6 separate regions of the Homo sapiens genome follow, and all the other regions are linked to region 6. The links are chromatin contacts, found by Hi-C or POLR2A ChIA-PET in ENCODE. All regions are on one chromosome and are shown on one strand. The core of a region is the stretch at or near the end of the contact, and the rest is flanking DNA. Distances in the headings are between cores, read along the strand shown.

Evidence for each region. A loop is a pair of places that touch in the nucleus more often than their neighbours do. ChIA-PET counts read pairs that join two places held with the same protein, here RNA polymerase II (POLR2A). Pooled maps may share reads with other maps.
Region 1: a loop to region 6 is called in a pooled map, with 6 times the contacts of the local background. The contact joins the promoter of GCAT here to the promoter of EIF3D in region 6. A Hi-C loop is called at or near these places in 4 of 50 pooled maps.
Region 2: a pooled map shows a loop between it and region 6 (13-fold over the local background). The contact joins the promoter of DDX17 here to the promoter of EIF3D in region 6. A Hi-C loop is called at or near these places in 1 of 37 single-sample maps with no recorded cell type and 7 of 50 pooled maps.
Region 3: a loop to region 6 is called in a map of B cell, with 14 times the contacts of the local background. The contact joins the promoter of HMGXB4 here to the promoter of EIF3D in region 6. A Hi-C loop is called at or near these places in 1 of 168 maps with a recorded cell type or tissue (B cell), 1 of 37 single-sample maps with no recorded cell type and 10 of 50 pooled maps.
Region 4: a loop to region 6 is called in a pooled map, with 8 times the contacts of the local background. The contact joins the enhancer-like site here to the promoter of EIF3D in region 6. A Hi-C loop is called at or near these places in 3 of 50 pooled maps. POLR2A ChIA-PET finds 5 or more read pairs at or near these places in 2 of 52 experiments (BJ and PC-9).
Region 5: a pooled map shows a loop between it and region 6 (6-fold over the local background). The contact joins the enhancer-like site here to the promoter of EIF3D in region 6. A Hi-C loop is called at or near these places in 1 of 168 maps with a recorded cell type or tissue (CD8-positive, alpha-beta T cell), 1 of 37 single-sample maps with no recorded cell type and 2 of 50 pooled maps.

The regions. Positions count from the first base shown.
Region 1 is chr22:37,806,658-37,810,152 of GRCh38, reverse strand. GCAT (glycine C-acetyltransferase) reads right to left here and starts at 2,219. Exons shown (of 9, transcript NM_014291.4): 1 at 1,990-2,219; 2 at 1-126. The coding sequence starts at 2,185. H1-0 (H1.0 linker histone) reads right to left here. Exons shown (of 1, transcript NM_005318.4): 1 at 2,721-3,495. RefSeq lists a silencer at 2,115-2,404.
Region 2 is chr22:38,504,909-38,508,332 of GRCh38, reverse strand. DDX17 (DEAD-box helicase 17) reads left to right here and starts at 2,022. Exons shown (of 13, transcript NM_006386.5): 1 at 2,022-2,382. The coding sequence starts at 2,096. RefSeq lists enhancers at 1,187-1,596, 1,174-2,065, 1,997-2,186, 2,066-2,957 and silencers at 2,277-2,546, 2,577-2,746.
Region 3 is chr22:35,255,990-35,259,072 of GRCh38, reverse strand. HMGXB4 (HMG-box containing 4) reads right to left here and starts at 1,580. Exons shown (of 11, transcript NM_001003681.3): 1 at 1,516-1,580. It overlaps LOC105373017 (a long non-coding RNA gene), which reads left to right. Exons shown (of 4, transcript XR_938210.3): 1 at 1-885; 2 at 1,812-1,860. RefSeq lists a silencer at 1,021-1,520 and an enhancer at 1,786-2,286.
Region 4 is chr22:35,349,583-35,352,651 of GRCh38, reverse strand. No RefSeq gene overlaps it. Among named protein-coding and RNA genes, the nearest start is that of MIR6069, 14 kb to the right of the region's middle. RefSeq lists enhancers at 35-174, 1,485-1,604, 1,171-1,679, 2,270-2,802, 2,803-3,069 and 1 more and a silencer at 1,705-1,824. Within about 2 kb of position 1,736, at least 26 of the 41 ENCODE cell types and tissues checked have a DNase peak (open chromatin) inside an H3K27ac peak, as active enhancers do.
Region 5 is chr22:35,408,352-35,411,802 of GRCh38, reverse strand. It overlaps MCM5 (minichromosome maintenance complex component 5), which reads right to left. Exons shown (of 17, transcript NM_006739.4): 6 at 3,240-3,395; 7 at 893-1,059. Among named protein-coding and RNA genes, the nearest start is that of MCM5, 9.9 kb to the right of the region's middle. RefSeq lists enhancers at 1,155-1,294, 1,375-1,594, 1,685-1,744. Within about 2 kb of position 1,567, at least 11 of the 41 ENCODE cell types and tissues checked have a DNase peak (open chromatin) inside an H3K27ac peak, as active enhancers do; they include CD8-positive, alpha-beta T cell, where a contact is called at or near this core.
Region 6 is chr22:36,527,822-36,530,949 of GRCh38, reverse strand. It overlaps EIF3D (eukaryotic translation initiation factor 3 subunit D), which reads left to right and starts at 1,784. Exons shown (of 15, transcript NM_003753.4): 1 at 1,784-1,874. RefSeq lists enhancers at 1,514-1,913, 2,224-2,273.

The DNA of each region.
Region 1 (3,495 bases), core at 970-3,469, 1.3 Mb before region 6:
TTCCACAGATAAAGCGGACAGAGCTGAGGCCAGCTCCAAACTCCTCCAGAGCCTGCAGACCTGCCTGGATCACCTCAGGGTGGCTGCTCAGGCCCAGGTAGTTGTTGGCACAGAAGTTAAGGATTCCTGAGGTGAAGGAGAGGAGATGGATACAGCAGCTCAGGTGGGGCAAGGGCAGGCCTGGAAAGATGACAGTGCCAGGCCCTGGGGAAATGGTCCAGAAAGGAAACAGACCTGGAGTCACCATTGAGGAGGCACCAAATTCAACAGCTACAGAAGGAGCGTCAGTGCTACACATCTTGAAGAGCAAGAAGTTTAAACTTTTTTTTTTTTGAGACAGGGTCTAGCTCTGTCGCCCAGGTTGGAGTACAGTGGTGCAATCATGGTTCACTGTAGCCCCAACCTCCCAGGCTCAAGCAATCCTCCCACTTAACCTCCTGAGTAGCTGGGACTACAGGTGCGTGCCACCATGCCCGATTAAATTTTTTTATTTTTTGTAGAGATGGGGTCTCATTATGTTGTCCGTGCTGGTCTCGAACTCCTAGCCTCAAGCAATCCTCCTGCCTTGGCCTCCCAAAGTGCTACGATTTCAGGCACAAGCCACTGTGCCCAGCCTAAACTCTGGCTTTGAATCACATTCTACCCAAGGAGGAACTCAGCCCTTCCTCACAGGCTTCTCCTGTGCCTGAAGACCACCACTGACTCCTTATCTGACCCCTTGGTTTCCTTGAGGGTTAAAGAAGAGGGCTGGATCAGACGCCTGCTGCAGTCCTGGAACTCCACAGTTTACTTTGCTGCCAGAATCACACCCCCAAAGGTAGGTGCCTGAGATACCAGTCCCCGAATTCTAAAGCCCAGAGTGAACACAGCTGACCTTAGGAGCAAACAGCCAGAGGGGAAAGTTCACACAGCCTGGGAAAGGCAAAAACAGGATGAGAACTTGGGTCTCCTAATTTCCCATCTTTTGACCGGCTCTAAGCTTCCCCTGAGGGAGAGAAGGGATTACCTGGGACCTCTGTTTTACAAATGAGTGCAACAGCACCAAGGGTTCTATGCCTATTTCCTGGGCAGAAGGCAGCTTTGGGAGCTTGTTGATGATTACCACTCACCTGAGGCCTGACACGAATAAGTCAGGTGTAACCACTGGTTAGAGTGAAATGAGGGAGGGCTGGGAGTGGTGGCTCACGCCTGTAATCCCAACACTTTGGGAGGCTGAGGCGGGAGGATCACTTGAGGTCAGGAGTTCGAGACCAGCCTGGCCAACATGGTGAAACCCAGTCTCCACTAAAAATACAAAAATTAGCCGGGTGTGCTGGCACGTGCCTGTAGTCCCAGCTACTTGGGAGGCTGAGGCATGAAAATCGCTTGAACCCGGGAGGCAGAGGTTGCAGTGAACCGAGATCTCGCCACTGCACTCCAGCCTGGGCGACAGAGCAAGACGAGACTCCATCTCAGAAAAAAAAAAGGAAAGAAAGAAATGAGGGAGACCTGGCAGGGCCAACTCATCATGTGATTTCTGTGGCAGCCCTGGGACCCCTTGCTTGCTATGAGTTTACCCAGCAAGCTGTCCTCTCTGGCCAGTCAGGCAATGTTCCAGCTCCAATATTCCAGCGCTGCCTGCAGCTAGCTGGGGGCTTTTGGGCAAGCCATTTCACATCTGTGGATTTCAGCCTCTTCGTTTGTAAAGTGGAATTAGTCATTCCTGCGTCTAGAAGTTAGCAGGAGTTCACGTGCAGCAACAATTGGTAGAGACCTTCACAAAGGAGCCGCTCAAGAAATGCGGGTTTTCTTGCTGGGCAAATCGCCTCCCTCCGTCAAAAGGGTTTAACCAGGCAAGAGTCAATATTAGGAAGCCATAAAGTCGCCCTGAGAGATGCGAAGGGGAACAGTAGCTAAGAGTGTAGGAGCCGCCCACCCCCACCTCCAGGACCTCCATTCCAGCGCAAGCTCGGGAAAGGTCTTGGAACGACTCCCGGAACGGAGCGTTACCTCCGGAGACGCCGTCCACGCGGATGTGCGGCCCCTGACGGGACGTGATGACCCGCTCACTCTTCCAAGTGCCAGCTCCGCGGATGCCTTCCAGCTCCCCCTCCAGAATGCCACGCAGCTGGGCCAGCGCTGACTGTGCGCGGCGGCCGCGGGGCACCCAGAAGAGTGCGGCGCGCCAGGCGTTCCCAGGCCACATCGCTCCTACCTCGCCCGAGCGCGCCTGCCTGCCTGGGAGCCGTGCGCATCGCGGACGCAGCCTGGTCGCGTGGCCGGGGGCCGGGCTCCAGCAGCCAATCGGAGCTAGGGGGGCTCGCTTAAAAAGGCGGGGAGGCGGGCCTAGGACGGGTGGGCGGGGCCTGGCGGGATCCGCCAGGGACCGAGAGGCTTGACTTGTAAGTTGAGACTGCCGAAGTCCGGATGGCAGAGGGGAGGGAAGGGGGCGGAGGAAGTCGCGTCAGGGCCAAGCCCACCAGACTCCCCACCGCATTCCCACGTACTCACCTCTCGGCCGGAAATGGGGTACCCTCTGGACCCCAAAGGCAGAAGCCTAGAAGCCGGCTAAGGCACGTTCCGCAGCCTCCGGGACTAAGGATTCCTGGCTTCTGTCCAGCTCCTGAACCCTCCCCCGCCATTCTCAGGTGCAAACGCCCCAGATGTCCCCACTGCCTGCCCGCCTAACCGCTCCGCATTCATTCTCCAGTCTTCAAAGTGAGGAAAAATACACCGCTCAGTTTCTCCCTTTTCCAATTTATTTTAAAGTTTTAAAATTACAAAGACAGCAAAATTTTCCCGGCACAAGTAACACTTGTTTAAAAAAGGGGGTGGGGGGGGGACGCGCAAGTGCGCGATTTTTCTATTTTATTAAAAATAAGAGAAAGACAACTGTACAGGTTTTTTCTCCCAGCTCCCGGGTGTGAAACTAAGTACTAGCCCTAGATATGTATATATACACAAACACACACATGCACACAGATCTAGCTCTGTAAAACTACTTAGCAAATCCCAAATCGACTGCAGTAAGTCTTACTATCCACTGCCCGCCCACTCCCCCTCCCCCTCCCGCAGCTACAACTACTTATAATAAAGGACTCAAAAAGAGATCGGGAGGTTTTAAGTGGCCGCAGCCCCACCAAACCAAGCAAAGACACCTCTTGTACAGGAGGAACAAAAATCCAGAGGAAAAGAAAAGTCTTCCTAGGACACAATCCATCGATTGCGTGGAAAAACCTAAGTTTCAACAGGGCACACTGAGGCACTTGGCTGACTCCCCACCCTTCCCCTGAAGTTTTCACTCCGGTTTAACAAGAGAATTTGCTGAAGCCACAAAGATCCCCCAATGGCTACATCCTAGCTGACTGGGAGAAACTATGGCTTCTCCCATCCAGCTGTCACTTGGACCCCACTCCCCTTCCCTAAGAAAATAGGGAGGCCGAAAGCGCAAACTAACAAAAATGAGAAGGAAACTGGGTTTGGGCCCCCACTGCTCACCACTGGGAGGTGGAAGTC
Region 2 (3,424 bases), core at 773-3,272, 2.0 Mb before region 6:
GACCCCTATGACTGCAGTGTGAAGAATAAATTCAGAGTGAGCAAGGACAGGAGCAGGCAGATTAAAAAGAGGCGAGCGCAGTCATCCAGGCAAGAGATGATGAGGATTGGGGCAGGTTAACAGTGTAAATAAAAGAACATGACCCAGGCCGGTGCGGTGGCTCACGCCTGTAATCCCAGCACTTTGGCAGGTCGACACGGGTGGATCACGAGGTCAGGAGTTCAAGACCAGCCTGGCCAAGATGGTGAAACCCCAGCTAAACTACAAATATTAGCCAAGTGCGAGGGCAAGCACCTGTGATCCCAGCTACACGGGAGGCTGAGGCAGGAGAATTGCCTGAACCCGGGCGGCAGAGGTTGCAGTGAGCCGAGATTGTGCCACTGCACTCCAGACAAAAAAAAGAAAAAGAATATGACCCAGGCGAGTCTCAATCACTTTAAGAGGTTCACTTGCCAATGTTAAGAACGTACTTGGGGAAAAAGAACACATAACCACAGAAAAATCAGTGGTCCATGTTTTTTTTCTTTTTGAAGCTCCTTTTCTTATGCTATGTTCCCAAAAATTTGGGAAACAAACACTCAGCACCCACACTGAGGGGCCAAATCTCCCCGCTTCTACCCATCTGTTGAATTGAGACGTTAGATGGGCCCGTCTCGAGGGCCCTAACAGCTCAACAGTCGTGTGACGCCATTTGGCCAAGCTTGCGGGGCTTCAAAATGCAGTTTGAGACGACAGGAAGCAGGTAAGGAGAGGGAAGCCAGTCTGGAAGGAATTGAGCGGAGAACGTGGACTAGCCTGGTTAAACACTTGTCCTTAGCCTTCGCCCTTTCTGTGTCTAAAGACCATCGCTCTGAAACCTTGTTCTCCTGAGAGTGCTGGGGTCTTCTCCGGGCCTTCTGAGGAGCGCCGTTCAACGGCAGCAAAGGGCCCACGGAGTCCACTGGGGCTCCAAGCAATTTTTTTTTTGAGACGGATTCTTGCCCCGTCGTCCAGGATGGAGTGCAGTGGCACGTTCTCGGCTCACTGCGACCTCCGACTCCCGGGTTCAAGCGATTCTCCTGCCTCAGCCTCCCAAGTAGCTGGGACTACAGGCACCCGCCACCATGTCCTGCTAATTTTTGTATTTTTCGTAGAGACGGGGTTTTGCCATTTTGGCCAGGCTGGTCTCGAACTCCGGGACTCAGGTGATCCTCCCGCCTCGGCCTCCCAAAGTGTTAGTATTACAAGCGTGAGCCACCATGCCTGGCCTCCAAGCACATTTTGTTTCTGTATTAGCAACAGCTGTGCTCGGCCAGGGACGGTAAAAATATACGGTTCAGAAAATGCACCTCAGTGTGAACCAAATGTAGCTGAGGGCACTTTAACCTGGAAGGGACATCGCCACCTCACAAACTCCGGAAAGAAAGGGACACGGCTCTTCCATCATGGCTGCCGGAGACAGAGCAGCGAAAGGCAACGGAAAGGAAATGGCGCCGGGGCCCGCCGCCATTCTCAGCGGGCCCAGGGCGGTGGGGCGAGAGGGCTGGCGGCGCCATATAGGAAGGCCAGCCACGGAATTTAAGACCCTCCCGGCCTCTGGCGCCAGAGGACTCTGAAACTTGATAACAATATGGAGGACGGTTATTGTCTCTGCAAAGCAACTTCTTCAAGCCGGCCGCGGGGTCTGTACCGAGATCGGAATCAGGCAAAATCCTCTATTCTCTAAACAGAATGCGTTACGCATACTGCGCATCTTAGCAACAGCAGGCCGGCTAACGACGCAAAGAATGTTACGTCGCACCAGAGGCGCTTCCTCCCACCTCATCCCACGTTCTAGTTCGGGTGGCGCGAGAACTCTACGCTCGCTCCGTACTTTGTTTTTCTTGTACAGACCGCAAAATACACCCATCGTCGCAACTGACGTAAAGTGCTTCCAAGAATACCCGTAGTTCCCCGCGGAGCCCTCGGGCTATTCCGAGGCGCTGTTTACGTATCGTCTCCGCCGTACGCAGCGTTAAGTTGGAGCCGACTCAGCGGCGGCCGCCATTTTGTGCAGTCGCTGGGAAGGAAGGAGACGCCTAAACCGCGGCACTGCCCGGTTTGAGCGTAGCCAAACCTGCCCACCGGCTTTGTAGCCCCGATTCTCTGTGTTTTGCTCCCGTCTCCGACGAGAGAGGCGGCGACGGTGGCGTCTGCGACGGGAGACAGCGCGTCGGAGCGAGAGAGCGCTGCGCCTGCCGCCGCCCCAACAGCGGAGGCGCCGCCGCCATCGGTCGTCACCAGACCGGAGCCGCAGGCCCTCCCGAGCCCGGCCATCCGTGCCCCGCTCCCAGATCTCTATCCTTTTGGGACCATGCGCGGAGGAGGCTTTGGGGACCGGGACCGGGATCGTGACCGTGGAGGGTAAGGGTGGGGGAGGAGAGGAGAGGCCTGGCGTGGGGGTGGGGGAGTTGCTTCTTGGGGAGGCCCGGCGGACTGCGAGCCTGGGAGCCTTGCTCTCGACCCGGGAGGCGAGGGGAGGCGACTCGAGGCGAGACAGCGGTTTCGTGCGCGGACCTCGGCCCCGGGGTCACTCGGGACCCGAGGAGGGCGGCCGCTTGGCGACGCTGGGCCTCTCCGTGCGGACGGCCGTCGTGGCGCGGCCCGGCCCCATCCCAGCCCCGCGGGGGATCGGGAGGGGCGGCCTGGCCGCATCAGCCCAGGCCCGGGCTTTGGCGCCTCGCCTGGTTTCCCGGCTCTCGAGCCGGGCCGCTTCGGGCGGGCTGTTCGATGTCTCCAGGCCTCGGCGTTCATCTGAAAAACGCGGATCTTCCTGAGAGAACACTTCAGCCCAGGAAAGCCTTACACGAAATGGCACCCTTGACGTTCTCTCCCCAGAGTTCACTGTTTAAGGCACGGGAGACGAAAAGACCAACTTCTCATTTTTAGAAATAGATTTTAATTCTCTTCAGTTATATTTTAAGTCGGAGGAAATGCATTGGGATGTAAAGCAGTGGAGTTGCTTGCCATCTAAATGACCGTGTTTGGGGGAAGGATGGGTTTTTGGGTCGTTACTTTAGTTTTAATCTTAATATTTCAGCCTTTTTTCTCTAATTGGACTGCAGCGTCAACTATTCTGCCTCGCTAGAAAGTTCTTGGTATTGTGGACCGGGCGTGGTGCCTCAGGCCTGTAATCCCAGCGATTTGGGAGGCCGAGGCGGGCGGATCACCGGAGGTCAGGAGTTCGAGACCAGCCTGATCAACATGGAGAAATCCCGTTTCTACTAAAAATAACAAAATTAGCCTGGCTTGGTGGCGCATGCCTGTAATCCCAGCTACTCGGGAGGCCAAGGCAGGAGAATCGCTTGAACCCGGGGGGAGGAGGTTGCAGTGAGCCGAGATCGCGCCATTGCACTCCAGCCCGTGGCAAGAGCGAAACTCCGTCTCCCCCGACCCCCCCGCTTCC
Region 3 (3,083 bases), core at 331-2,830, 1.3 Mb after region 6:
GATGACCAAAGTAATCAGGAGGAAAAAGTCCTCAGATATAGCACTTTGTCATTTTGAAACTTCAAATTACAGTTAAAAAACAGGTTTCAGACTTTTTTTGAGGTAACTTGAGCTCCTGCAATCAACAACCTTCTTCACCCCATAATGTAAATGAGTATCGAAAAAAAGGAAACAAAGTAAGCCCCGTCACACGGACAGTAAGAGAAATTCTGAACTCCAGGTCTGTTCCAGGATGAGAGCCATGTCCAAGATTCTGCATTCTCTTCTTCCAACCACTCCTTTCAAGAACTCAAAATGCCAGTCAGTGCAGGTAAAGGAAGATGCACATCCGCCGGTTGCCAATTTCTGAAATTTTCTTGTTACTTCTACGATACAGACAAGTGATGCCTTCTCAACTTCGTCCAGGTTTCTTCCAATCTCCGAACACGGTGACTCCGAATCCTCTTGCCACTCCCTTCTCCAGGGACCTACCTAGGCAGCACTCCCAGCCCCTGCCAGCTCTGGAAGCTGCAGAGATCCCGACAGTCGGGGATGGGGATTGAATCCTCTCATTGCAGTGCAATTAAGCGGAACCACGACCACCGCACAGATTGGCTGACAACACACATTCCATAAGACCAGCAATCGAATTTTGAGAAGCCTTGTCCAATCAACAGGCTTTATTTGGGATTCAGTTTTTTACTTTGTTCTATTAGGAGGAAATATAATCAGCCACCAGCTTAGCCCTCCAAAAGAGGGGACAGAGATGTTTCTCCGCTTTTGCACGCTATAAAGTGAATCTACAAGTAGTAGTTGGTGGAGGGAAAATGGGCCTGCATGGAGAAGGCGCCCACCACGAAGGCACGGCCAAGCCGGGTTGCACGCAAGAAACACACAAAATACCAGGTGATTTACACAAACAGCCCCCAGGACCACCATTTTTGTGGTCCCCAAGGCAAACCAGTGGGATTCTCCCGGCAGTTTTGCGGCAACAGCTAGCTCAACAAAGCTCTGTGAAGAGGAAAAGAAGAAAGCTCCTCGTACTTTCTCCTGCCAGCCGCAGCCCCAGCCCTCCCGTGGCCGCGGCCACGAGCCCTTTCCCCCTGACAGCCCGAGGGACCCCCGCATCGCGGGTTCCGAGCCGCACAGCTCGACCTGAACCCGGGTTCCCGCGTCTCCGGCGGCCTCACGGCGCCCCCGAGGGCGGAGACGGCCCGGGCAGGGGGAGGGGCGGCCCGGGTCCGCAGGCCCCCGGGGCGGCCGCACGCCCCCTCCCGGCCCCGCAGCTTTCCCGCCTTCCCCGTTTGAACAGCTCCCGCCCGCCCTCCTCCTTCTGCCCGCTCCAGCCCCTTCCTGGGGGCGGCTGCGGCCGCTACTCCAGTCCCCGGCTCGGCCCCTGGGCTAGGCCGCGAAGGGCCTGGGGCACCCCAGAGGTGATGTCGCGGGCCCAGGGCGGCGGGTGGCGACGGGGCGGGGCTGCTGCCGCCTCAGGGTGGGGGCCCAGCCCGGTCTCCTGGGGTCTCCGCTCGCCGCTACCTTCACTCGGCTCGCCCGGATCCCGCCTCAACGCCGCCGATCGCCGCCATCTTGGAGAAGGAGAGAAAAGCGCGAGCGGCCAGGGAGCCTCAGTCGAGCCCAGAGCGCAGACTCGGGCTCCGGAGGGGGAATCCCGCTCGACCAAGAGCGCCGAGCGCATCGAATAAAACTCGGAGCCTGCTGAGCGCGGGAGCTGGCACTTATTTATTGAGAATTTGCTATGTCCCAGCCTTGCCCTAGAAGCTTACAAACATTATTTCACTTAATCCTCACTGTATTCCTGTCGCATTTTGCAGAAGAGAACCAGGCTGAGAGAAGTTAAGTGACGTGCCCAAGGATACACAGGTAGTTGGAATGTGAGACCGAGTATTACTCCAAGTCTTCTGATTCTGAATGCAGTGCTTTCCCCAAAATACTATGCTGTTTCTTTCAAGATATTGTTATACAGCAGTTCTCCTCTTTGCAACACCTAGATCTATGCAGATTAATAGCAGTGTGCTTATTTGGACTTCAGCATCTACATTTGAACATTTGGCATATTAGGGGTGAGGTGAAGAACTTATCTTTGTAACAATGTACAGTAAAATAATTTGCATGGCGAATCATCTACATTTTTTAGTTAGAAACAGTCTTCAGAGAGAGAGAGGAAGAGATGTCATATACAGGCGAGAACACAATTTTTCTGATTTGCCATTGAGAACTTCGACCAATGAGTAGAAATTACAGTGTATAGAACTTGGTTTGATATGAAGAAGAACGCCAGGGGCGGTGGCTCACGCCTGTAATCCCAGCACTTTGGGAGGCTGAGGTGGGTGGATCACCTGAGGTCAGGAGTTCGAGACCAGCCTGACCAATGTGGTGAAACCCCGTCTCTACTAAAAATACAAAAAATTAGCCAGGCGTGGTGGCGCGTGCCTGTAATCCCAGCTACTTAGGAGGCTGAGGCAGGAGAATCGCTTGAACCCGGGAGGCGGAGATTGCAGTGAGCCGAGATTGCGCCACTGCACTCCAGCCTGGGGGACAGAGTGAGACTCCATCTCAAAAAATATATATATATATGAAGAATAACTTATTTTTCTAGTACAGTTCAGTAGTACAATGGGCTTCCTTGTGAGTAGTGAGCTCCCTCCCACTGGAGGAGCGCTCAAGCAGAAGCTGGTGTTACTGTAAAGCAGAGAAGTTAGAGATGTAGATTGGCTTCTAGAGTTGTGAACCCCATGCAACGTAAAATCATGTGTGCAGTGTGTGTTTTCCTAGGGCCCAGGCCCCATAAAAAATTAAGAACCTCTGTCCTAGTGTATTTTCCATTGCAGAGTTGGGTGAGTGCTTGAAGACGAGGTAGTCATGAGACCAATAAAAGCAAGGTGATTTGTCTGAGACCACACTCTAATCAGTGATCAGATAAAGATGAAAAGCCAGATTGTTAGACTCTGGTTCAGTGCTCTTTTTGCTATATCATGCTCTCTCCCCCTCTGCACTGAGTAGAAGATTGATTCTGTTTCTTACAACTGTGAGATGCTGAGATGTTAAAACACCTGAGATAAAGTTGCTGAAATCATTTGCAAAAT
Region 4 (3,069 bases), core at 487-2,986, 1.2 Mb after region 6:
GCCAGCTTACCCGCTTGGGTCTGCTCTGAAAAAACAAGCGGACATGGGGACCAGGAGAGCAGCCCCAGCCCAGCTCCCAGCACCTGTATCTCCCTCCACTCTGCCGGCACCCCTGCTCGCTCCTGGTCCCATGGCTAATCCTTGGATCTAAGGCTAGGCTGCCCTAGGATGAATCTAGCCACCCTCAAACTCCCACTAGGGCAGGGGGCAGGGGGCAGGGAGTGGAGGCGGGTGTTTCATGTGGCAGCCCCTCTGAAGACACTGTGGCCACCTGCGAAAGAGCAGTGTGTCTGGGAGAATGGACCCAGGGCCTAGAGGGCAGCAGAGGGCAATACAGGGCTGCTTCGTCCCTTTGAATTCATACGTTGAATCTCTAATCCCTAGTATATCAGAATGCGATTGTATTTGGAGGTAGGACCTTTAAAGAAGTGCCAGGCACTGTGGCTCACACCTGTAATCCCAGCACTTTGGGAGGCCGAGGCGGGTGAATCACACGAGGTTGGGAGTTCGAGACCAGCCTGGCCAACATGGAGAAAACCCGTCTCTACTAAAAATACAAAATTAGCCAGGTGTGATGGCGCATGCCTGTAATCTCAGCTACTCAGGAGGCTGAGGCAGGATAATTGCTTGAACTGGGAGGCGGAGGTTGCAGTAAGCCGAGATCGCGCCATTGCACTCCAGCCTGGGCAACAAGAGTGAAACTCTGTCTCAAAAAAAAAAAAAAAAAAAGTGATTAAGGTACAATAGGTACAATAGATCATTAGGTGGACTCTAATCCTTGATGAATGCTGTCCTTATAAAAATGGGACTTTTGAACATAGAGAGATGCAGAGGGGATATGATGTGAGGCCCCAGGGAGAAGATGACCATATACAGCCACGGAGGGGCCGGAAGGAACCAACTGAACAGATGGAGTCCACGTCCTTGATGTTGAACTTCAGCCTCTAGAACTGTGAGAAAGAAGATTTCTGTGTCTAGGGGCCTGTCTGTGGGGCAGGGTGGTGGCGGTCCACGCGGAGAGGGTGGGAGGCACTGGCAGGACGGGGCAGTGGTGGCAACAGAGATTGGTTTCTGCGGGGATGGGGGGAGAGAAGGAATGAAGGACGGCGGGAAGCAGGTTTCTCACTGCTGGAGAAGGGAATTAGACATAGGGGAAGGGCGGAAAAGAGAAGGAATCTGTGGTAGAGCTGGAGTTACTGGGCGAGCTCATGATTTGTCTACACGTGGAGACAGAAACGGCAATGCACACGGATCTGAGCGTGTCGGCTGAGAAGGCGCGGGAGCAGGGGGCCCCAGCAACGGCACACCGGGGCTCTGTAAAGAGAGGGAGGGGACCGGGCTCACTTTTGCCCACCCAAAGCTCCCGTAGCTGAGCTCCCAGCTTGTCTCACCAAATCCTCCCCACAACCCTGTGAATCGGGACGTTTAAGAAGATCTGAGGCTTCCAGAGATGAAATCCCTTGTGTAGTCCCACAGCAGAGCCCGGCGGTGAAGCCAGACCCTCGGACTCCAGCTCCCAGCCCCATCACCATTGTTACTCAGCCCCACCAGTCAGAGGGCGTGTGCGCGTGTGTGTGTGCACGCGCGCGCCTGTGAGCTCGCGCGGGGCAGGAGCGGGCAGGAGCCGGCAGCACCCGCCCCTTTCTCCCGGTGTCTGTACCCGGGAGGGGCTGATTTGGCCGCGGTGGACTCCACCCTAGTGCCCCGGCAAGCCCTGTACATGCAGTGCTACTGCCATCTCGTGGTCGCCTTGAAACACTGACCCTGAGCAGGGGCCGTAGACCGTGCTCAGGACTCAGAACTGGGCCTACCTCCAGCCACCTTGGAGCGGGCAAAGGCTTCCTAAAGCGCCTACCGAGAGCCCGCAGAGCCCAATCCAGGAACGCCAGGGGGACCCTGCCGTGTTGCCAGGATCAAGACAGCCCTGACCCTCTTAGGGTTAGCAGCCCAGACCAGGAGGAAAGACAGACACAGTCCTTTGGTTCTCTCCCAGTGGGGAGTAGGGACAGACGTTATTCTGGAGCTGGGAAGGCAATACCAGAGGCAGAGCAGGGGTCCCTAGAATTACTGAGGAGTCTGAGGGGCAGGGCTCTGAGCCAGGTGTCTGGAGCAGAGGCCATTCTGGAAGGGAGCAGGGAACCATCCGTGACAATAACAACATGTACAGAGCATTGTCTACATGGCAGGTGCTGAGTTACTTGTTGGCTCAGTCAACCCTAACAACCCTATGAGGCAACGAGTGTTATCTGCCCATTTTACCAGTGAGAAAACAGAAGCACAGAAAGGTTAAGTAATTTGCCTAAGGTCACACAGCCCAGAAGTGGCCGGTCTGGGAGGTGGGTACTGACACTAGGGCAGGAGGTGGAGGGGTCGGTGTCCAGGCCCAGGGTGGGATCGTGGTGGCCCAGGGGAGCCAGGAGGGAGAGGGCTTGGTGGAGGCTCTGCAAAAGGCTTCCTCAAAGGCAGGCCTGGGGCTGCCCCCCAGGCGCCCTTTCCCCTGCCCACCAGCCCCTCCCAGCTCCACTCAACCCCTCCCCTCCATGCCCCCGGCCCAGCGCCTTCCGATGTAGCTGGGCCCAGCGGGAGCGGCGGCACCTCGTTAATCCTGCCCTGTGGTGCCAGGTGGAGGCCCTGCTCCTACCCAAGGCTCCCACCAGACAGCTGGCCCTCATTTTCTTGGGGCCAAGACTTCCTGCAGCTGTAAAGTGATCCCGCCCAGGCCTGCAGCCTCAGACAGAGCCTGCTGCCAGGGAACCCAGCCTGACTGCACTGATGAATTCCCGCCAGCGCCCCCCCCCCCAGCCCCCATGCAGCCCCAGCAGCCTTCTCTCTGAAGGAGGCCTTCAGGCAGCCTGGAACTGTTCCAGCCAGCCAAGCCGAGACCTCTGCAGGGGCCACCTCCTGCCTGGCATTCAAGGCCCTTCATGGCCCAGCCCACCCCATCTTACCTCAGCAGCCTTAGGCCGTCCTCACAGAGAGCCTCCTGGCCCTGGGCGTCCCGTCCCATCTTCTTCTTTTCACAGCGTGAAACAATGATTGAGTTTATGTCTGTCTTTCTCGTCCCTTTCC
Region 5 (3,451 bases), core at 318-2,817, 1.1 Mb after region 6:
AACGTGGGGAGAAGCCCAGGCTAGAAATGGAAATGTGAGAGCTACTTACCTGTCAGTGGTTTTAAAGTTGTAATAATCTAGGTAGTTTGTGTAAATGTGGGGTGGGCCATGGACTGAGCCCTGGGGAAGCCACCCCTCTGAATCAATTCACTGCAGCCAGAGGGCTGAAACAAACCTGAAAACCCTCAGTGGCCCCTGCTGCCCTCAGGTGTAAGCAGGAGCTCCCCATCTCGGCACTCAAGGCCTCTTACACCACCTGGCCCCTCATCCCCTAGACTCCCACTCGGCCCTCCAGCCACTCAGTACCTTGCCCAGGCCGGGGTTTTCACCTGCTCCTGCCATCCCCTCCCGCCTGGAAGTTCTTCCACATCCACCACTCTTCAAAGCCCAGCTCAGATTAACCTCCTCCCAGAAAACCTTCCCCAAGGCCCAGCCCCGACCTCCTCCTTCTCAGACCTCCTTTAGCACCTCCTTGGAACTGCGTGACCCACAACAGCCACCACTTTACCCACATGTCCCCAGCGGTCTCACAGTTTTCTTATTTCTCCAACTAGACACTAGGCGGCTGCCTGCCTGGAACCCTGCGTTTCACTTCTCTTGTATTTCCTGTCACAGAAGTGAAGACTTGGCTTTCAGTAATTCCCCAGTGATTTGACCTCAGTCCTTCTGCCTTAATCCTGCACTTAGGCAAACACCCTCAGCCCAGGAGCCACAGCTAGGACCAATGTGTGGAAGTTCCAGGGATCACTTAATATAAAAATGAACGTTCTAATGATATGAGCAACACAAGGACATCCTGGGCTACCTCATGAAGTAACGAGCTGCCTGTTACCAGAAGTATGCAAGCACAGCCTTTTAGCAGGGCTAAGCCAGGACCCCAAAGCCAACTCACCAGAGCCATCTGTGTCCACCTGGATGCCCAGGACACGGATGTAGGAGCTTCGGATGCCCACGCCCACCCTGTCACGGCCCCTGCTGGTAGTCAGGCCAAACTTCTTGATGGAGTAGATGCCCATGATGGTAACCCTGTTCCCAGGGACGACCTTGTCACACAGGTACCTGAGAGGAGGGTAGAGGAGAAAGGAGAAAAGCTGAGATTCTGACTTGGACAGCAAGTCTCTGATTCCACCCATGCCCAGGACACGCAGGGTCCACTGCAGCATTTTTGCCACAGGCACCACATGCTGAGCTGGCTCCAGCCCCACGGAGCCCAGAGAACGGCCTCTCTCCCCACGTCACTCAGCCCATGCTCAGCTGCTTGGAGGATGGTGTTGCCCACAGTGACAGCCAAACAGAAAGGCAGGTGGTGGCCTGACTCTCGCTGAACTCGCTAACTCATTTGTACGCTGGTTTAGGAGGCTTAGTGCCAGCCCACAGAGCCCTCCAAAAGCCCCATCTCCACGTGTCTGCTGTCAGCTCACTGTGTGGTGCCCTTTAGCCTCTCAGGGCAAGACTTCCTCTTCACGCCCCCCAGCCTCCTTGAGGGGCCACTCGCCCTTTTTGCCTCTTCATGGCTCTGTGAGCTCATTTTGCCTCTGGGTTTTCATTTCCTGTTTTCAAAATGAGATGTTGAAACAGGGAAGTCTCCAAGTCCCCCAGTCAGAGACAGGGTGGTGTGGAGGGACACTTAGTCGCTGTGTGACCTCAACGAAGTCATTGCACCTCTGAGCCTAGGGGGATGACGAAGTGGCCTGCCTCTCATGTTGTGGAGTCAGGTGAGGCAGCAGACATAGAAGTGCTTTATACCATCAGGCATCACAGCTCCAGAAAAGACCATCACCGTCACTCCATGAGCCTCCAACTCCCCTCTTCCCATACCCACTTCGTAAGTTTTCAGGATTCATGAACTGCTTGGAAAATCATACATCCTGATTACGTAATCTGCATGAAGGAATTGTGCTAAACACCACATGCATTTTCAAGCAGCCCTCTGAGAGATTAAGGACTGTCCTTATCCCCATTTTACTGATGAGGAAACTGAAGCTTGACAAAGTCACATAACTTGCCCAGGGAGCAAGAGCCTGACCCCTACATACTCTGTTGCCACTAATGAAGTTAACAGAAGCTACAGATCCGCTCTCCTCAGAACATCTGCATGCAATTTCAGGATATGCAAGCCCAGGTTAGAACCCTAATCAAAGATCTCAAAACCTTCCACCCAGGTTACTATGAGGGGCCCAAGCTCAGTACCCTCTCCCCCTCAGTAGAATCTTTTTTGTTTTCCTTTTTGAGACAGGGTCTCGCTCTGTCACCCAGGCTAGAGTGGAGTGGTGTAATCACAGCTCACTGCAACCTCAACCTTCTGGGGTCAAGTGATTCTCCCACCTCAGCCTCCCAAGTAGCTGGGATTATAGGTGTCTGCCCCAACACCCAGCTAATAAATTTTTTTTTTTTAGATACAGGGTCTCAGTATGTTGCCCAGGCTGGTCTTGAACTCCTGGCCTCAAGCAATCCTCCTGTCTCAGCCGCTCCAAGTGCTGGGATTACAGGCATGAGCCACCGTGGCTGTTCAGCAGGATCTTAACAGAAAGCCTGGGGTACGCTGGGCGCAGTAGCTCACGCCTGTAATCCACGCACTCTGGGAGGCCAAGGCGGGCGGATCATGAGGTCAGGAGATCGAGACCATCCTGGCTAACAAGGTGAAACCTCATCTCTACTAAAAAATACAAAAAATTAGCTGGGCATGGTGGAGGGCGCCTGTAGTCCCAGCTACTCGGGAGGCTGAGGCCGGAGAATGGCATTAACCCAGGAGGTGGAGCTTGCAGTGAGCCGAGATCGCGCCACTGCACTCCAGCCTGGGCTACAGAGCCAGACTCCGTCTCAAAAAAAAAAAGAAAGCCTGGGGTAGGAGGTGGGGTGTCAGGCTGGGAAGAGGCTTTGCCAGCTATTGGTTATCTAGCTGTGCATCCTGGGCCTCTTATCCTAAGAAGAACACAGACTTTGGAAAGCAATGCACATAGGCTGAAAGCCCGGCTCTCCTCCACACAGGAAGTCATTTAATCTCTCCAAGTTACATTTCCTCATCTGCAAAATGGGGCTGACATGCCCCTGCAGATTATGGAAAGACGAGATGAGAGGAACTTATGGAAGCATTAGGCACAGAGCAGGTGCTCTGCAACTGGCCACCTTCTCCACCCTACTCACCCTGCTCCAGATGACCCACTCCCAACACTCGGGTTAGGGCCACAGCTGGGACATCCACCGTCGTAGATGCCCACCTCCCAGCCCGTCTGCCTCACCTGTCGCAGTAGAGCTGCATGTGTCTGGGCATCTCCCCGTGGGGGACTGCATCAGGCAGCTCCTGCAGCTTCAGGGTCTGGAAGTCCACGCATTTGCATTTGTCGGGCATGATGAAGTACGGGTCCAATGGGCATTTGGGGCGCCCAGCCTGATCTCTGTACAAGGTAAGGGAAAAGAGTCACCAAAGCTACCTGGAGAATCCAAAGGCAGG
Region 6 (3,128 bases), core at 535-3,034:
AGGAGACATACTAGGCGGCTAAGGAAACCTATGTCAGGTAGAAAGGATCTGAGGTTTGAATAAAGTCATGCCCTCAGATTATCTTTCATTGTTTTAAAATTCCGAAAGAAAGACACCAGGAGGAACTCCATAGCCTGGGAGTTGCTGAGAGGACAGCACTGTTATCTACTGTAGTAAAGCAGTTCCTGAGTCGTCACTTCAGAATCACAGCTAATGCGGAGCTCTTGGGCTCCAGCATAAACATATCCGTATAATCTATCAAAATGAGACCCAGAATCTGAATTTTTAAAAATACTATCCTGGTCAGGTGTGGTGGCTCACGCCCGTAATCCCAGCACTTTGGGAGACCGAGACAGGAGGACTGCTTGAGCCCAGGAGTTTGAGACTAGCCTTGGCAACATGATGAGACTTCGTCTCCACAGAAGTTTTTTTTTTTTTTTTTAATTAGCCAGGCAGCCGGACGCAGTGGCTCACGCCTGTAATCCTAGCACTTTGGGAGGCCGAGGTGGGTAGATCACCTGAGGTCAGGAGTTCGAGACCAGCCTGGTCAGCAAGGTGAAACCCCGTCTCTACTAAAAGGAAAATTAGCCGGGCATGTTGGTACACGCCTGCAATCCCAGCTACTCGGGAGACTGAAGCAGGAGAATCACCTGAACCTGGGATGCGGAGGTTGCAGTGAACTGAGATAGCGCCACTGCACTCCACTCCAGCCTGGAAGACAGAGCAAGACTCCGTCTAAAAAAAAAAATTAGCCAGGCATGGTGGCATGCACCTGTAGCCTCAGCTGCTCCGCACGCTGAGGCGAGAGGACCACTTTAGACCAGGAGTTAAAGACCAGCCCGGGCAACATAGTGAGACGCTGTCTCTACAAAATTTTTAAAAATCATTAGCTGGCCGGGTACGGTGACTCATGCCTGTAACCCTAGCCCCAGTGGGTGGACTGTTGAGCTCAGGAGTTTGAGACCAGCCTGAGCAACATAGCAAAACCCCATCTCTACCAAAAATACAAAAATTAGGCAGGCGTGGTTGTGCGTGCCTGTGTACACCAACGACTCGGGAGGCTGAACTGGGAGGATCGCTTGTACCTGAGAAGTCGAGGGTGCAATAAGCCGTGATCCTGCCACTACATTTCAGCCTGGGCGACAGAGCGAAACCCTGTCTCAAAAAATAAATAAAAATAAATAAAAACACTGTTCCAGAAATCCCTGTCCTACAATTAAGTTTGAGAACTGCGGAAGTATGGTTTGAACTCTGGCGGTTAGAACCCTAAACTAACAGTCTGATCTAGGCAGGTCACTTGGCACTTCTGAGCCTCAGTTTCCACAACTATAAAGGCGGAGGAGTAACAATAAGGACCGCCTAAGACACCGACGGACCTCCCCTGCGCTGAGTTTCACATTAAGCAGGCAGGTAGAACAGGCGGGGAGTCGCGGGTGACGGTGGGATACATGGGGGCTGAGGCGCGCCGCGAAGCATTGTGGGACACAGAAGGGCGCCAGTCGCTCCCCGCCTCGAGCTTCGATTGCGCGGCCGCCAAGTTTCAGTGATGAACGCCCTCTTTGGGCGTCCCCGGATACCGCCTGACGTAGTGCCAATCACACCTCTCGCGTCTCGGCGCCTCGGAGGCTAATGAGGACGCCTGGCGAAACGCAGTAACGGATTTCCGGGTGGACCTTCGCTTTACGGCTCGTGAGTTCTTCCGCCCAACCCAGAGGAAGCGGGAGAGCAGTTTACGACAGCGCCGGTCGTGTTTACGGCGGCGCCCGCTGCGCGCGCATGTTTCCTCTTTTCCTGGTTTCTCAAGAGTGCTGCTGCTAACGCGGTCCCCGGCACGCACCATCTGTTGCCATCCCGGCCGGCCGAGGCCATTGCAGGTGAGCGGCGTGTTTCATAGGTTCCTGCGGCCCTCCGGAGCCGGTTCGGACTAGGTCCAGCCTTCGGGGGGCCTCCCGGAAGAGACCTCTCTTAGTCCCTTCCTGCTGTTGCCGTCCCTCCGCTGGGCGGGGCAGGAATCCACTTTCGGGGGCCCCGCGTCCCGCACGCTACTGAACGCGGGACACGACCTTGTGGGTGAGGTCCTTGGCCCTCGGCCCTGCTCAGTGCCCATGAGCTGGGTGAATTTGATTGTCACTTAACTCACCTGGGTTAAGACGGAGGGGTAACAACAAAGTCTTTCTGAAGTGGCCGAAAACTCCCTGACTTTTTGAGTGAGGTCTTAGGGGTACCAGGCTGAGCGGTGTTTGGCCCCTGTTCTTAGGAATTCACAGTGCATAGGTTATCTTTCCTTTTTTGTGAAACTGGAGGCTAGGATAGAGAAGTAGATTTGATCTCTGATCTTAAATCTACCCCACCCCCTGTTCAGCGATGGACGGCTTATGATCTGTAGTGGCCTGCCAACCACAGAGCCCCTTCTGAGTGCCCTCTTGGAACCTCCCTATCCTGCCCCTGTGACTAGTACAGCTGTTACTTCGTTTTTGCTGAGCGGCTCAGTTTCTCCTCCTGGTTCCGCTCTGCTCTTAAAAAAAAAAACATTTATTAAAGCCAGGGTATCTCATCCCTGGCTTTCCAGGGAGGTGATGCAGGTCGAGCCTCGGGCCTCTTCCCTTCTTGAGCTTCTGACAGAACCCGATTTTTTAAAGTGTGTTTTGAGACTCGTTGTCTTGGTATTATGATGTACGGTCTCAAACCCCTGATCTTTGCGGGCTGCTGCCCAGCTGTAATATAATGGAAAGAAGGCTGGACTGACAGCAGGCAACCCTGGAAATCAAATCTGTTTTGAAATGATGAGGTCAGCTGCTTGAGTAGGCTGAGCTTCAAATTTTTGCCTCTAAAGTAGGGGTGGGGGGGTGGTCAATGGTGTTAAATTATCTGGTATAGGGCCTAACACGTAGGAGCTCAGCAATATTTATTTAATACAAATTGTTCTGAGACCACCACCCTTTTTCTTCTGTCCTCTTCCTATAGTTTCTATTAGAAAGATGAAACTTCTAGGTTCATCCTGTGTTGCTGTCACCCAAATGTCATCTCTGAAGGAAGCCTCAATCTCCCCAGCATGGGGCTTTGAGGAGAGTTTACTAAGTTCAGCATACCTGTTCTTTTGATTGCTCTCCAGCCTCCAAGAAACATTT